2 separate regions of the Homo sapiens genome follow, and region 2 is linked to region 1. The links are chromatin loops, found by intact Hi-C in ENCODE. Cell type or tissue: dorsolateral prefrontal cortex. All regions are shown on one strand.

Evidence for each region. A loop is a pair of places that touch in the nucleus more often than their neighbours do. Peaks named below come from ENCODE experiments on the same cell type or tissue, not always from the same donor. Only the 100,000 strongest peaks of a DNase experiment are listed, where the experiment ranks them.
Region 2: a loop joins it to region 1, with 5 times the contacts of the local background. A loop is called at or near these places in 2 of 110 quality-filtered maps.

What each region holds. Positions count from the first base shown.
Region 1 is chr10:64,552,634-64,560,633 of GRCh38, forward strand. The region is part of intron 4 of LOC124902439 (a long non-coding RNA gene); the gene reads left to right. Among named protein-coding and RNA genes, the nearest start is that of LINC02671, 370 kb to the right of the region's middle. In dorsolateral prefrontal cortex, no CTCF peak of the experiment used is centred here; no DNase peak of the experiment used is centred here; H3K27ac peaks cover 2,752 bases.
Region 2 is chr10:64,627,527-64,635,526 of GRCh38, forward strand. All of the region lies in intron 4 of LOC124902439 (a long non-coding RNA gene), which reads left to right. Among named protein-coding and RNA genes, the nearest start is that of LINC02671, 290 kb to the right of the region's middle. RefSeq lists a silencer at 3,112-3,312. In dorsolateral prefrontal cortex, no CTCF peak of the experiment used is centred here; no DNase peak of the experiment used is centred here; H3K27ac peaks cover 3,691 bases.

The sequences.
Region 1 (8,000 bases):
TTCAAAATTCCTGATGCCCAGGCCACACTCCAAACCATTACATTAGAATGTATAGAGATGGAATTCAAGCATACCAAGGTGGAATTAAGGTGGAAAACCAATGTTCTAAGCAGCCCCTCTACTTCCATACTCTTATGACTGTTGTAATGTTGTTAGAATGTTCTTTCTATAAAGCTAATTGTGCTATCCTTATCTTAAGACAATTTAATAGCTACCCATTACCTTCAGGTAAGAACTAAATTTCTCAGCATAACTTTAGTGTCTTGTGTTTCTCATCAACTCATTTATTGATTTTTAATAGATGTTACTTGCACATGATAAATAATTTAAAAGGTGCAAAAGAATGTACCTTGGGAGTGTGGGGGAAACCTTCGCTTGTGCCCTTATCTCAACCCCCGGACTCTCATCCCACCTTCACAGGCACCCACTATTCCCAGTACCCTTCACCATATATTAAATGTGTGTGTGTGTATATATATATAATATATATACATGTAATATATATTATATATATACATGTAATATATAATATATATACATGTAATATATATAATATATATGCATGTAATATATATAATATATATGCATGTAATATATATAATATATATGCATGTAATATATATAATATATATGCATGTAATATATATAATATATATGCATGTAATATATATAATATATATGCATGTAATATATATATAATATATATGCATGTAATATATATAATATATATGCATGTAATATATATAATATATATGCATGTAATATATATAATATATATGCATGTAATATATATAATATGTATGCATGTAATATATATAATATGTATGCATGTAATATATATAATATGTATGCATGTAATATATATAATATGTATGCATGTAATATATAATATGTATGCATGTAATATATATAATATGTATGCATGTAATATATATAATATGTATGCATGTAATATAGAATATGTATGCATGTAATATATATAATATATATGCATGTAATATATATAATATATATGCATGTAATATATATAACATATATGCATGTAATATATAATATATATGCATGTAATATATAATATATATAATATATATGCATGTAATATATATAATATATATGCATGTAATATATAATATATAATATATAATATATATAATATATATTGTAATATATTATATATATTACATGTTACAATATAATATAATATAATACAATATAATTATATATATTATATTGTAACATGTAATATATATAACATGTAATATATATATAATATTAATATTAATATATTAATATTATATGGATAACAGGAAAGAAAAAGCCTCCCAGGCATCTAATTACAACTGATACATTCTACCTTAGCCTTGAATGTCATGAGCAGCAGAGAGAGAAGACATTGAGCAAATGCTTTCTTGCTTGAAGAGCTGCTCTGACCTGTGAATAGCCACTCTAGGAAGAATACACAGTCAAATTTGTATCTGTACACCAAAGAAAACATAGTTAACTTTTTGAGCCTTGCTTTCTCAACCTGACTACATTCTAATAGAAACCAGACTGAAAATTTTAAACAAGAGAGTTTGTTTAAAGTGCTATTGTTTTCATGTTACCATATAAAGACTAGGCCTAGGGGAATAATGGCAAAGTGGTTGAATTTATTTTCCCATGAGTCTGTAATAAAATGTAGTTATTATGTCTGTGTTATAGAACTAACTTTATAAGCAATTATGAAAATAAAGTATATCATTTGTGAGGAAAATATTTTTAAGCCTTCCACATGTTAATATTCTCATGTAGAGAAATGCTTGCTTAGGGATTCTTAAAACAAAATTAGCCCTAATTAATATTTTATTACATTTCAATTGTTGCTGTGTGTGCGAAAATACCCTCTCCATGTGTTAAACCTATACAGGTAAAAAAAGCACTATGGATGGATTTCTCAGTATTTGTAACGAATATCCTTTTTTCTTTCTTTCTTTTTTTTTTTTTTTTTTTGGTCAAAGTGCCTGTGAGGGTAAGAGATCTTAGGATTTCGGGTGGGGTGGGGGGATAAAAAGTCAGATCTGATGTACCAGCTATCTCTACAAAGAGTGAGATTATAAAGTTATTCTCTGAGTCTTAGTTGAGACTCATTTTTTTTCTCTTTAGGATTAACTGGGTTTCCACTCAATTTAACACTCTTTCCTAAATGACCATTTTACACTTTTCATAAGAGAAGCACAGACCTTTAATATCATTTCACTATTGAAACGTTCAGGAATTTTCTTCATGAAGTTGCAGTCTCTGTAGTGTATAGAGCATAATACATAACTTGTTTTCCTCCTTCTTAAGCCAAATTTTATTTTTTGGAAGACAAAAAAGTGCTCGCTATTGGGTGTTTGTTATTCTATTCTTCCTCCATGTACTTCTTTAATGTGTGCCTTTCTTGGTTTAGATAACAGCTTTTCTCTCACTCGATATTCTTTACTCATGTTGCAGGGTCATAAAATTCACTCATACTACACCTCACATGTGCAGGGAAATTGTAGTTCCCTAGACTCCCATTGGCTGGTTAGAGGGAAATTATATTTTAGTTATATTTGCTTGAAAAGTTGGTGAGACTGAGAAGTGTTAATAGTCTCTAATGTATCACATATTCTAAGAATAATAAAAACCTCCACACTGTCTCCCAATTTCTTTCTCTTTCACAGTTTATTTTACCAGCTGGGGATAGCAACGTGGCTCATGGGACCTCGTGGTAGGGGCATGGGTCACAGCGGGCAGGTGTGCTGTGCCCTGTCTCTCCCTGTTTCTTGTAAATTCTGTTCTCCTTAACACACCAAGTGTCGTTGGTTTTCATGAAGAGTCTCACTGGCACTGCAGGCTTCTCTAAGGGCAGAGACCCTTTGGCTCTGACTGGGTGTTATGTCCTTTGGTCCAAACTTAATTTGTTTTCAGAATATTTGGGGGTGTCCCTTGATTCCTTGGTCCACATTAATTATCTTTAAGGTCCCCCAATTCTGGGACCACCTAGTCCCCCGAAGTTCAGTATCTTTGTTGCTTTCACTCTGCTGAACGAACATGAAGATATTTTCTATGGCTGAGAGCCCTCTAAACTGAGTTCTACCTCCCCAGTTACAAAAAGTGTTCATTACTTCATGCTCCAAGCACCTCGTCAGCGTGCTGCAGAGGGGAAATTCTGGCTCTGAGCTTCTTGCTACTCACAAGTCTTGCATAGCTATGTTTTCTCCCTAGGCTTGGTAATTTATTCCTTTTTCTAGTAGATCCAACCTCGTTTTCCTCCAACACATCCCTCTCGTCTGCTGTCTTCATCTTAATGACTTCTACATGCAAACTGGTTCTTGACATCTCTGTTTCTATATTAGGCTTTTAAAATGTAACTTGAACAAAAAACAACTCTTAATTAATTCTCCCCAACTCCCAACTTTTTCCCAGGTGGCCTGTTCTCCTTCCCTATCCACCCTCAACCCTCAACCAGAATTGCTCATGCCAAAACCCAAGAATTATCTTGTTTCTTTTTTGCCCTCTTCTTTCAATCCTGCTCATATTCAGTATTTCACCAAGTATTGACAGTTTTACCTCTAAAACCTCATTCTATTTCTCCCACCTCCACTATTACTTTTCATCTTGTTCTAAGTCACCACACTGTCTTGTCTCAATTACTCAGATTGCTCTCTTTTCCCTCACTGGCCCTGTGCATAGTGGAGAGTGGCACAAATCAGTTCATGTTTCTCCCTTACCTATTGTACTCAGGAAAATAATCCCACGTTTTTTTCCCTGGCCAACTTGACCCTTTATGGTCTTGTTCCTTTGTGTCTTCATCTTAAGTCACTCCACTCCTTGCCTTTTATGTTTCAAAGGCACTGAGCATTTTTCTGTTCTTCAAACACACTAGCTCATTCTTGACTCAGTAACTTTGCACTAGGTATTCCCTCCTCCAGGTAAGCTATTTCCCACATTTGGCATGAAGAATTGACTCCATCTTGTAACTTAAAAACCAGCTCCAACATTACCATCTTCTAGAGGGTTTCTCTAATCAATTAAACTAACGTGGCCACATGGTCATTGGCAATGACTTTAAAAAATGTTTATTCTCTGCATAGCATTCAGAATTGTGATGGTTAATATTGAGTGCCAACTTGATTGGATTGAAGGATGCAAAGCATTGTTCCTGTGTGTGCCTGTGAGGGTATTGCCAATGGAGATTAACATTTGAGTCAGTGGACTAGGAGAGGCAGACCCACCCTCAATCTGGGTAGGCACCATCTAATCAGCTGCCAGCGCAGCCAGGATAAAAGCAGGCAGAGGAACATGGAAGGAGTAGACTGCCTAAGTCTTCTGGCCTCCATCTTTCTCCCATGCTGGATATTTCCTGTCCTCGAGTTCTTCAGCTTTTGAACTCTTAGACCTACACCAGTGGTTTGCCAGGGGCTGTCGGGCCTTTGACCGCAGACTGAAAGCTGCACTGTTAGCTGCCCCACTTTTGAGATCTGGGGTCTAGGACTGGCTTCCTTGCTTCTCAGCTGCAGACAGCATATTGTGGGACTTCACCTTGTGATCGTGGAGTCAATACTCCTTAATAAACTACCTTTCATGTACACATCTATTCTATTAGTCCTGTCCCTCTAGAGAACCCTGACTAATACAAGCATCCTCTTACATTCTTCAGAGTATTGGTTTATCTGTCCCATGTATTCTATCTTCCACTCCTATTCTATTCTAGACTGGCCATGGTTCTTAGCAGGAACTCAAAAAACATTGGTGAAAAGAGTAAATTAGTGAATGGATGAATACGGGCTTTCACTAGAGAGTTCCTTCAAACAGTTTGTCCTCTGGTACCTAAAATTCCCTTGAGGTTAAGTCCTGTCTACCATTTTTGGAGGGGAAGGAAGGGAAAATATGGCACCAATGGATATCGGAATGTTTTATGTCCTCTATGTTATAACTATATTTAAATAGATGAAAGAAGATGAAACCATGTGACTTTCACATTCTTAAAGCTCAATGACCATAAGCAAATCCCTGAACACCTCTGATTCTTATTTTTCCTCATATTTATAACTTGAGTAATAAATCCTGCCTCATAGAGGAGTTTTAGGCGTCAAATGAAATTGTACACCTGAAAGTACTTTATAAAGTGTTTAAAATCAAAGCTAACCTTTGCAACATATTACATCATGTCCTTGCAAGAGTGGGCTACAATAGTTAAAAGATATAGACGCCAAAGACCTATTTTAGGGTGACCAACTATATTGGTCATGGTTCTTCAGAGAAACAGAACAAATAGGAGATATATATATATCTCCATGTGAAGGACCAGAGTCTGTTTCATATGGAAAGGAGAGTCATACAACAGAGTGTGTCTGTGGACAAGATTCAGATAATAAGTGTGTGTGTGTGTGTGTGTGTGTGTGTGTGTGTATTCTTACATTGTTCTCTGTATTTCCAGAGAACAGAAAATAAAAGTAGTAATCAAAATTAGGAAGATTTCAGTTCAATCTGTGGGAGTAATTTCTAACATTATTTTTCAATAATGAAATGGAATACTGTGTGCTTCTCCTGCATTTAGTGAGGACTGTGTGCCAGACACCCTACTAGGTCATGAGAATATAGAAATGAGAGGAATGGTCTCTGCCTGACCACATCTCTTTAATCCACCTGACTCATCATTCCTATTTCCACCATGTCAGCATAAAGCACAATTATCTTTCATTCACCACCTGGACTACCCTTCTACCTAGATTCTGTACATGCAGTGAACCAAGACAGTCTTCACACAGCAGCTATAATGATGTATTTAAAGTGTTAATCTGATCCTTTCACTTCGCTGTTTGATCCTTTTAATTGATGGCATGCATTGCTATTAAAGTCGAGTAAAATAGAGAGGATAGACATGATCGGAATTTCTCTGGCTTTTTTGTACCTTGTAGCCTCATCTTTCTTTGTTGCTCCTACTCATCGGATCCTTAGACACTCAGGCCCTTGTTCAGTCCCTCATATGCCACTAACAATTGTCCTTTCTCAGGACTTTTGCATAGCCTTTGTCCACCGTCAGAAATGCTCTCACCACTGCTTCAGCTCATTGTCTGTCCTAGTCACAAATCAAATTAGTGCCAACTTAAATGTCACTGCCCATAGATATTGGGGAGACACTGGGAGAGTTTGCTTATAATGCATTCTCACAATAGGCTGAGCTTCTCCTTTGTAGCACTGATTTTGACTGTAATTTAATAACTATTTTTGTAATTGTTCAGTTAAAACCAATGACATACTTTAACTGAAGCATGAACTCTAAGCTTCATGAGCGCATCAGTCCTATCTGTCTTTCTTATCTTATGCTGTGTGTTTCTGTACCCCTGTCTCCTGCATAATTCTTGGCACATATTATGCATTCAGTAAATATTTGTTAAATAGCAAATGAATAAATTAATGAATGAATAATAGTCAAAGGATAAATCCTAGGAGCTCAGACTGTATTAGGGAAACTTCATGCAAAAATTGTATGCAAAAATGTTAATACATGACTCTATTTCCTATTAAGCACCACTAAGGAAGGTAAGACAGTTATTATCATGAACTGACAGGAGAAAACTGAAACCCATAAAGGTTAAAGTATTGAGTTCAGGATCACACAAAAACAAGACTACAGCCTCTGTTAGAATGCAGATTTTTCTATTTCCAACCTTATGCTTTTCCCTTTGCTTTTTGGAAGAGAAAAGAAGCAAAAGAAAAGCAAACAAATGAACAAAGAACCTTGGGCAACTCTTTGATTGTAGATACACATGAGGTAGTGACCAGGCTACAAATATTTCCATCTACTACACCTAACAATTTGAGAGCTGCTCTTCTAGAAAAAGTGCCTACTGAGATGTGAGTGCTCGTAAGAGGTCATGTACAAATCTGTGAATGAAATATTATTATCCTTGATACTGACAGCAGGTCTCTCTCTCTACGGTGTGCATGAAATCAGCAAAAACAGGCAATTATCAAACTCACTTGCAAATCTTTAAAGGAGAAATATCTCATGTTTAACTATTCTCCAAATACAGAGGAACAAAATTTCCGGTGGACCAATGAATCCACACATTTTTTCACATTCTCCAAAAGATTTTGATTATCAGTTTGAGGATTTATTGTATTCACTCATCTGATCATCACAATTGTGTGACTTAAGTTTAGATGCTAAATAAGAAATAGGAAGTGATTTGTCCAAGGTAGTACAACTTGTCAATAATGCAGCAATGACCCCAAACTCAAGTCATCTGACCCCTAGCAGCTGACGTATTTCTTTATGACATATCTGGTGATTTTGAAAAGCACTGTTTCTTGCAAAGAAGGACCTTGAAGAAATTTTAATGGGGGTAACTCCAAAAGACAGGCGTTATTTGGGCTAAAATATTCAGTCAAGGCCTGCGATGTGTTAGAAGTTAGTTTAGGAAACCTCCAAAGCAGTGGTCCTCAAACTCCAACATGGGCAAGATTCACTTGGGATCTCGCCACTGGAAATTTTGATTAGTAGGACCTTAGGAATCTGCACCTTTAAAAGTCCCAGAGGTGCTTCTCATGTACACAGTCAGGCTTTGGTGAATACTGCTTGAAATTGCCTTCCAGCCTCAGATGCTGTGGTTATTATCCCTAGAGCATTGGTTCTCAGCCCTTACTGCACATTATAACCACTTGAAGAATGAAAAAAAAATGCTATTGAGGCCACATGCTAAGCAATTCTGATTTAATTTATCTGGGATGAGAACTACTTAACAGTATTTTGGAAAAGACTTTTAGGTGATTCAAATGTGAAGCATAGGCTTTGGAAGATAGATCGATTGTTGGAACCACATGTAGGAGCATTGACTCTAGATTAAGACAGGAGGTAAACTGAAGAAATTTAAATTGCCTTTCTGCTTCCTAGGCATAAACAAAATAATAAAGTATTTTACAAAGGATAATAAAGTACTCCACGGCAACAATGTGGTAACAGTTACGTCGTTGAAGATTAACATATAATC
Region 2 (8,000 bases), 75 kb after region 1:
TCAGCATAAGCAGGCAAAGGTCAGCCTTTAAATGGCTTTTCCTCCTTCTAAACATATTTTCGAGTTTATATAGTCCATCATTAGAGCCCATGATATATAAGAGATAAATCGCTCTTGAGAGTGAATTAAGAGACCTATATTGTAGTTTATTTTATGTCCAGCTGATTTGACATTAGACAGTTCACACGATCATTGCCTCCAGTTTTCTCAACGACAAAGGTCTGGAAATTTGGACACTCCTTACCTTTCAAATCTCATCTCCAGCTAGTCTTACTAACTTTTGGTTGCACAGAAATATTTTCAGCTTCAAATATTCTTCCAAACTTTTTCTTGCCTAAAACCTTTGCACACATTGTTGAGGTGTCTATTCGAAATGCTTTTCCCTAAGTTCTTTACATTGCTGATGACTTCTTGTCATAGTTTTGATTAAATGAGCTCCCTTCAAAGAGGTCTTTGTGTTGAACTCATCTATGTAGGTCCCTCCCTTCTGCCTCATTCCTAGAATTCTGTATTTTAAGATTTTGTAGGACATTAATTTATTTATTTTTATTATATGCTTATTTGCTTACATCACTATACATTTGTTTACCCCTTTATTCCCTTTCTCTGCCAACAAAACTAAATTTTCACAGGACAGGATCTAAGATCTTATGTGTGTGGACACACATACTGTGCTCCCTCTAGAATTTCTCTTTATGAAGCAATGGCTTCAGAGAGGGCTGTTCAGGCAGTATGAATGCAGAACTCAAGTCTAAACCCTCAATATCATGTCCTTTGGCTACCATCCAACTTGTTTCCTCATTTATTTATTTGTCTTTTTGACAATATTTTGCCAAGTTACACAGTCCTATCTGAATTTATAATTTACTAGGTATTTATTTATTTATTTATTTATTTATTTATTTATTTATTTTGCTACTAGTAAACCCTGATTTTTTACTGCCTCCAATACAATACAGTCCTGCATCACATAATGACCATGTGGTCAATGATGGACCACATATGTGATAGTGGTCCCATAACATTATAACAGAGTTGGAAAATTCCTACTGATAGGGACAGGAGGCAGGGAACTTCTTAGCAGAAGAGGTGGGTCCCTGGCAATGGCCTCACCCTTAAGCTGAAAAGCCTGATATGGTGGCACAAATTGGGAACTAACATCCCTGTTTTCCTGCTTGAATGTTACCTTTTCCAAAACCACCCATGGCCTGCCCTGCCCCCAATCCTATGCCCATAAAAACCCCAGGCTCAGCTGGCAGTGTGAGGAGAAGCAGGCGGACATTAGAGACTATGCTTGGATGTTGAAGAGAAGCGGCTTGACTTCAGAGGGACAGCTTGATGGTATAGCTTTGGAGATGAGTTTGGCCAGGGATGGCCAGTCTCCAGGGGAAGATGACCTTCCTGCTCCATCCACTTTTCAGCTCTCCTTCCCACTGAGAGACAATTTCATCGGCAATAAAATCCCCTACATTTGTCATCTGCAATTCGTTCATGCGACCTCATTCCTCCTGGATGCCAGACAAGAACTTGTGTGCCACGAGTGTGGGTGCAAAAAGCTGTCACACTGACTCTCCACTGAGCTGTTAACACTTAAGCCATCCATGGATGGTAAACTAAAAGGACACTGTAACACTTCTTCTGGGGCTTCAGGGGTTGCAGGCACCCTTTTCTAGATGCTGCTGCAAGGCTAGCATGGAGTTTGCTGTTGGCTGCGCCCAAAGGTGCTTGCCCCAGCTTCTGCACCTGCTCACCTGAGCACCCCCTCCTGTGAGGGGTGGAGCAGCGATTGATTGGAGTTTTCCCCTGCTGGCATCCAAGCACTCCAGTTCCTGCCAGCAAAGGGATCAGGGAAATATCCTGCTTCACTATTGCCTTATAACAACACTATTGCCTAGAGATCACAATGACATAGCCATCATAAAGTCGTGGCACAACACATTATTCATGTGTTTGTGGTGATGCTGGTGTAAACAAACTTACTGTGTTGCCAGTCATATAAGTATAGTACATACAGTTATGTACAGTACAAATACTTGACAATGATAACAAACAACTATGTGACTGCCTTTGTATTTACTAAACTATGCTTTTAATAATTAGAGTGTACTTCTTATAAAAAGAAAAGTTAACTGTAAAACAGCCTCAGGCAGGTTTTTCAAGGGGTATTGCAGAAAAAGGAGTTATTATCACAGGAGAGGACAACTCCATGCCTGTTATTGCCCCTGAAGAACTTTCAGTGGGACAAGATGTGGAGGTGAAAGATAATGATACTGATGACCCTGACCCTGTGAAAGCCTAGGCTAAGGTGCGTTTATGTCTTAGTTTTTAACAAAAAAGTTTACAAATTTTAAAAGAAATAGAAAAAAGCTTATAAATAAGGATATTAAGAAAGAAAATATTTTTGTTAACTGTACAATGTATTTGTGGTGTAAATTGTTACTACAAAGGAGTCAAAAAGTTTAAAAAATTAAAAAGATTCTAATATAAAAAAGAGTAAGCTAAGGTTAATTTATTATTAAAAAAAGGAAAACATTGTTTTTACAAATTTAGCTTGCTCTAAATATTTATATAGTCTACAGTAGTGTATAGCAATGTTCTTGGTCTTCACATTCACTCACCACTCACTCACTGACTCACCCAGAGCAATTTCAAGTCTTGCACACTTCATTCAGTCAGTGCCCTAAACAAGTATAACGTTTTTATCTTCAAGACCATATTTTTACTGTACCTTTTCATGTTTAGATATGTCTGTTACACCAACACTTGCCATTGTGTTACAGTTGCTTATATTATCCAGGACAGTAACATGCTGCACAGCTTTGTTACCTAGGAGTAATAGGCTATACCATATGGCCTAGGTGTGTAGTAGGCTATATGACCTATATTTGTGTAAGTACACTCTATATTGTTCACACAACAATGAAAGCACCTAATAACACATTTCTCAGAATGTATTACTGTGGTTAAGCAACACATGATTGTACTTTGTTTTTATGATCAACATTTTACTTATCACTAAAAAATATTTGTTGAATTAATAACTAATCAATGAATGAGACAATAGAAAAAGATGATTTCTGTTTTCCAATTCTAATTCTTTTTTTTCTTGCTTGTTTTTTTTTTTTCTTCTTTTTAAGTAGCCGGGTGTGCTGGCACACATCTGTCATCCCAGCTACTCAGGAAGCTGAGGTGGGAGGATCACTTGAGCCTGAGTGTTTGGGGCTGCAGTGAGCCAGGATTGCGCCAAAGCACTCCAGCCTTGGTGACAAAGAAAGAACCTGTCTCAACAAAACAAAACAAAAGAAAACACACAAGCAATTAAAGAAAAAAGAGAGATGAAAAATACTTTTAAATGATCTCCTTGTTTCTTACCACCCAGACCACGAGTAATCATCTCCCTAACTGCCTAACTTTTATGTAAACCAGATTAGTAAATTGAACCCACCAGCTTTATTAGTATTCATTAACTTATCTGTAGGCTATATATTTTTCTTCTATTTGGAATTATAAGGCGTGTGTTGACTTGAGACTCTGCCCTTCAATAACTCAACCATCTTGGTAAGTAATTCTTTTTCTTGAAAGCTCCAATTTCATTATTTATAAGTAAGGGATTAAACTCTTCACTTCATGGCTATTTTTAGGACTAAGTGAAAGAGTTTGGGTGAAGAAACCTAACACAGTGCTTAAGATGCAGTGTTACATTTGCTCTTTTAGTATTGTATCCTCTAAGTTATTTTCTCTTTCATAAACAATGCTTTTTTAGCTCTTTAAGTTTCTCCCCGGTAGTTTATTATTCATTCCTATGTGAGCAATATTCAAATATTGCTTTATTCTATTCCTTGTACATTTTCCTTTATGATGGTGTCCTAGTAGAGATGAGATTATATAAAGTCACTTATAAAAGATAGCTTTAAAACCATTTACATTTAAGCCTTCTTTATTCTGGATAACTTCATCATCCTGGTTCGACTAAAATGGAAAATATTGTTTCCCTCTATCCTGTTTGGTGTATGTTATTTTTGTGCATAGATTTAGGGGGAAAAACAAGTATGATGAAAAGAGAGAAGAAACAGAGCAAGTGCTGGCCACAGAACTATTTTGAGAGTCCTAGTACATCAGGAAGAAATATGCATTTAAAATAGATGTGTTCTCATTCCTTAGTGAGCAGCTTCCTAACAAGCTAACCCACTCCATGACAATCTTCATATTAATTTCATTTGGCTACATTCAACACATTTGACCTGTAAACACTAGATTATCATAAAAGAAGCTTATCTTGTATCAGAATGTTTTTTGGTTTTCCTAATATTAACCCAGTTGGTTATAAAATTAATTTTTGTAATCATGAAAAACACCATTCTGAATTTTCTAATGTGTGAAAAAATAATTGTGTACTTTTAAGAAGAGAATGATTTTATACTCTGAATTGATGAAATGCGTCACGGAAGAGGTTCTTTCCAACAACCTGCTGCAATTTTTCATACTTAAGTAGTTATTTTTAGGATTAAGAAAAAGGTGCATGTTTTAAGAATAGCTGCTCAGGAAGTAATATCTTCAGTTGTATGCAATAAAACTGAGATTTTGAAATGAAGGATTTTTGTCTTTTATTCTGACAGATTTTAGGGTTTTTTTTTAAATAAAACCATCAGTCATCAGTAGTAGGTTGTATTATAAATCTGTTTCCTAAAGTAGTTTGGAAAACAGAAGTTAACTTTCACAATAATGAGGATATTACGTTTTACCTAGGCTGTGCTATTCCTACTAATACTAACAGAAGTTGTATTTGGGCAGCAGCAGAATTTCATATTTATATATTTACATATATTAACTATGATGATAGTTACAAATGAATGTTTAGACAGGTATTTTGGAGAAAACAGATGAAATATGTTTGGCACACAACAATGTAATCTTTATATAAAATGATTTATCTTTTTGGATCCAATCTAATGTTCAGACTCTGTAATACTTGATTTACAAATTAAAACTCTCTTTAAAAAATGATTCTGCAGCCACATACAAAGAATAGTAAGTCATTTTATTGCCTTTGGCCATGATTATTTGAATGCATTTTCTATTAAAACTGTGCTGGCATTTTCATCATATACACTCAAATAATGTAACTTATTTTTATTTTTCTTTCAATAGTTGTGGCTGTTTAAGAAATAGGAAATTTATAAAGCTGACTCAGACAAAAATAGTGTGTATTGATTATAAATAGATTTGAATATAAAGAGTTATGATGAATTTTTTAAGCTAATGTTTTAAATTTGTGGAGGTTAACTATATTCAGTCAACAGAAATAAAGCTATTTGTTTGCAAATTAACGTACCCCAATGTGCTGCAGGGTAAGGTCAAGTTCTACTAATATTTAATTTTTAAAACATATTTGAGGGAAGTACTCCATTAAACCATTTGCAATTATTTAAAAACTACTGTGTTATAAATTGCTCATGATAAATGAAATGCTCTTAAGACAATTGGAAAGGAGTAAAGGGTTACAGTTTTAATTAAAGAGTAATCCTTATTATTGTAGGCAAAACAATTTTTGGTGTGACATTGAGGTTAGGGATAAATTGCGGCACTGACTGTGAGTCAGTGATTTGGTTGTCAAGGTAATTCTCCAGATTGGAGAAAGGCACCCAGTGATGTTACATAGAGAAACACAGCAATTGCTCCCTATATTCTAGAAATAAGGCTTGGTGATTTAAGTTGAACTTGCAGATGATCAAACTATTACTTCTGGTAATTAGAAAGTATTATTTACAACGAAAAGGCATATGTTTAATTTTAAGGCATATTTTTACTTTTTAATAAAATCTCTGAGAAGTATCAGATTTTACTGTTTATATCAAGTGCAAAGAGCTCATTTACATGCGTGTTTATTTTTTTGACATTCAAGCATAAATAGTAGAATAGTTTTGCTTATAGACAGAAATTCCTGCAGTCCATCAATCCATCAAGCAGTAAGGGACAAATGTTGAAATTTAGGGGCTGGGCGTGGCGGCTCGCACCTGTAATCCCAGCACTTTGGGAAGCCAAGGTGGGCGGATCATTTGAGGTCAGAAGTCCCAGACTAGGCTGGCCAACATAGTGAAACCCGGTCTGCACTGAATATACAAAAATTAGCTGGGCATGGTGATGCACCTGTAGTCCCAGCTACTCTGAGGCTGAGGCAGGAGAATCGCTTGAACCCAGGAGATGGAGATCACAGTGAACCGAGAACACGCCGCTGCGCTCCAGCCTGGGTGAGACTCCATCTCAAAAAAAAAAAAAAAAAAAAAGAAAGAAAATAGAAAGAAATTAGCGTGTGTGGTGTGCGTGTTTAACAATAGGGCCTTTATTTTTAACATAAAAGTAATTTATCAAAGGTACAAAGAATAATACAATGTGCACTTGAGTTCTTCCATTGCCATTAGAAAATAAACATTATTAGCTTCAAACCTGCTATGAACCCTTCCATTTTCCCTCATAGAGATTATTGACATAATCCTTTTATAGTCCTCATATTTCACTTCATTTTAGTTTTACTATATGTAACATTCATAATAAGCTATATTATTTGTTTTTATATTTTTATTTTTATCTGTGTTTTTTTTTCTGAGAATTACTTTTTTGCTCAACATTGCATTTCTGAGATATATCCATGCTGATTTGATAACTAAGTTCAGTGTATTTACTTCTGAATAATGGGAGAATTTGTTAACTTTCCTTTGAAATCTCATGCGTATAAAACAATACATTTTGGTTTTGTTTCCGTTTTTCTAACTTCTGCCTAGTTTGAGTCTCTATTCACTTTTTATTGGTTATTTCTTCATCCTCTATGAAAAGCCTGTGTTTGTTGTGGCTCATTTATCTAATGGATTGCTTCTGTTTTCCTTTTTGATTTTAAGTCTTTATATGTTCTAGCCCTCAAGCCATATTTGATCATTTACTTTGTTACATGCTTTTTTCATACACAGAATTTTTAATTTAAAATGATCCTAATAGAAGTATTCAGTTATAGCATTAGGTACATGAAAATGTGGAAATTGCATTTTACTTTTAGTAGTCTGTGCAGGATATTATGCCAAACTCCCAATTAGTTTCTGTGGCTGTGTATATTTATTTGATAGGCTAAATATATCAGAAATTACATCATCCAGATCAAAGACACTTGGGAAAACTTTAATATTGAGTAAAGTTTGCTATGTCATGCTTGTTATAGGTGTTTTGTGAATGATTTTTTTATTATTAGGTGAAGGAAATTTTTTTCTATTTTTACTTTGTAGGACATTTTTAAGAAATGGATGTTGGGTTATGTTAAGTACTTTTCTACATCTATAGAGATGATCATATTTTTAAAAAGTTTTTTAGTCTGTCAAGGTAGAGAGTAATATTGGCAAGTTTTCAAATCTTAAATCAACCTTACATTCTTGGTTTACATCACATCCTTGTATATATATTGGCCATGATATATTATCTTGTTTATATGTTGTTGAATTTAATTTGCTAAAATTTTGTTGCAATTTTTATATCCTAGTTAATGAGGGACATCGTGCTATAGTTTTATTTTCTTATAATACCTTTGTTTGCCTTTGGTATCAGGGTTATAATGGTAACCGCATAGAATAACTTGGGAAGTACTCTTTCTCTTTTCAATTTTGGGGAAGCAATTGAATTATTTCTTCCATAACTATTTATATAAATCCCCCTCAAAAACCATCTGAAGTTAGAATTTTCTCTGTGAACAACTGTTTAAACTACAACTACAATTTATTTAATAAATATTGGGCTATTCGGGTTATCTTTTTCTTCCTGAATGAGCTTTGGTAGTTTGCGGCTTTTGAGGAATTTGTTTATTTCATCTAAGCTATCAAATTTATTGGCATAAATTTGCTTATAATATTTTCATGTTACCCTTTTAAGATTCATAGAATCTATAGTGGTGTCCCTTCTCTCATTCCTGATATTTATGTTCTGTTCCATTTAAGTAAGAGGAAATTATTCCATAAGAATCT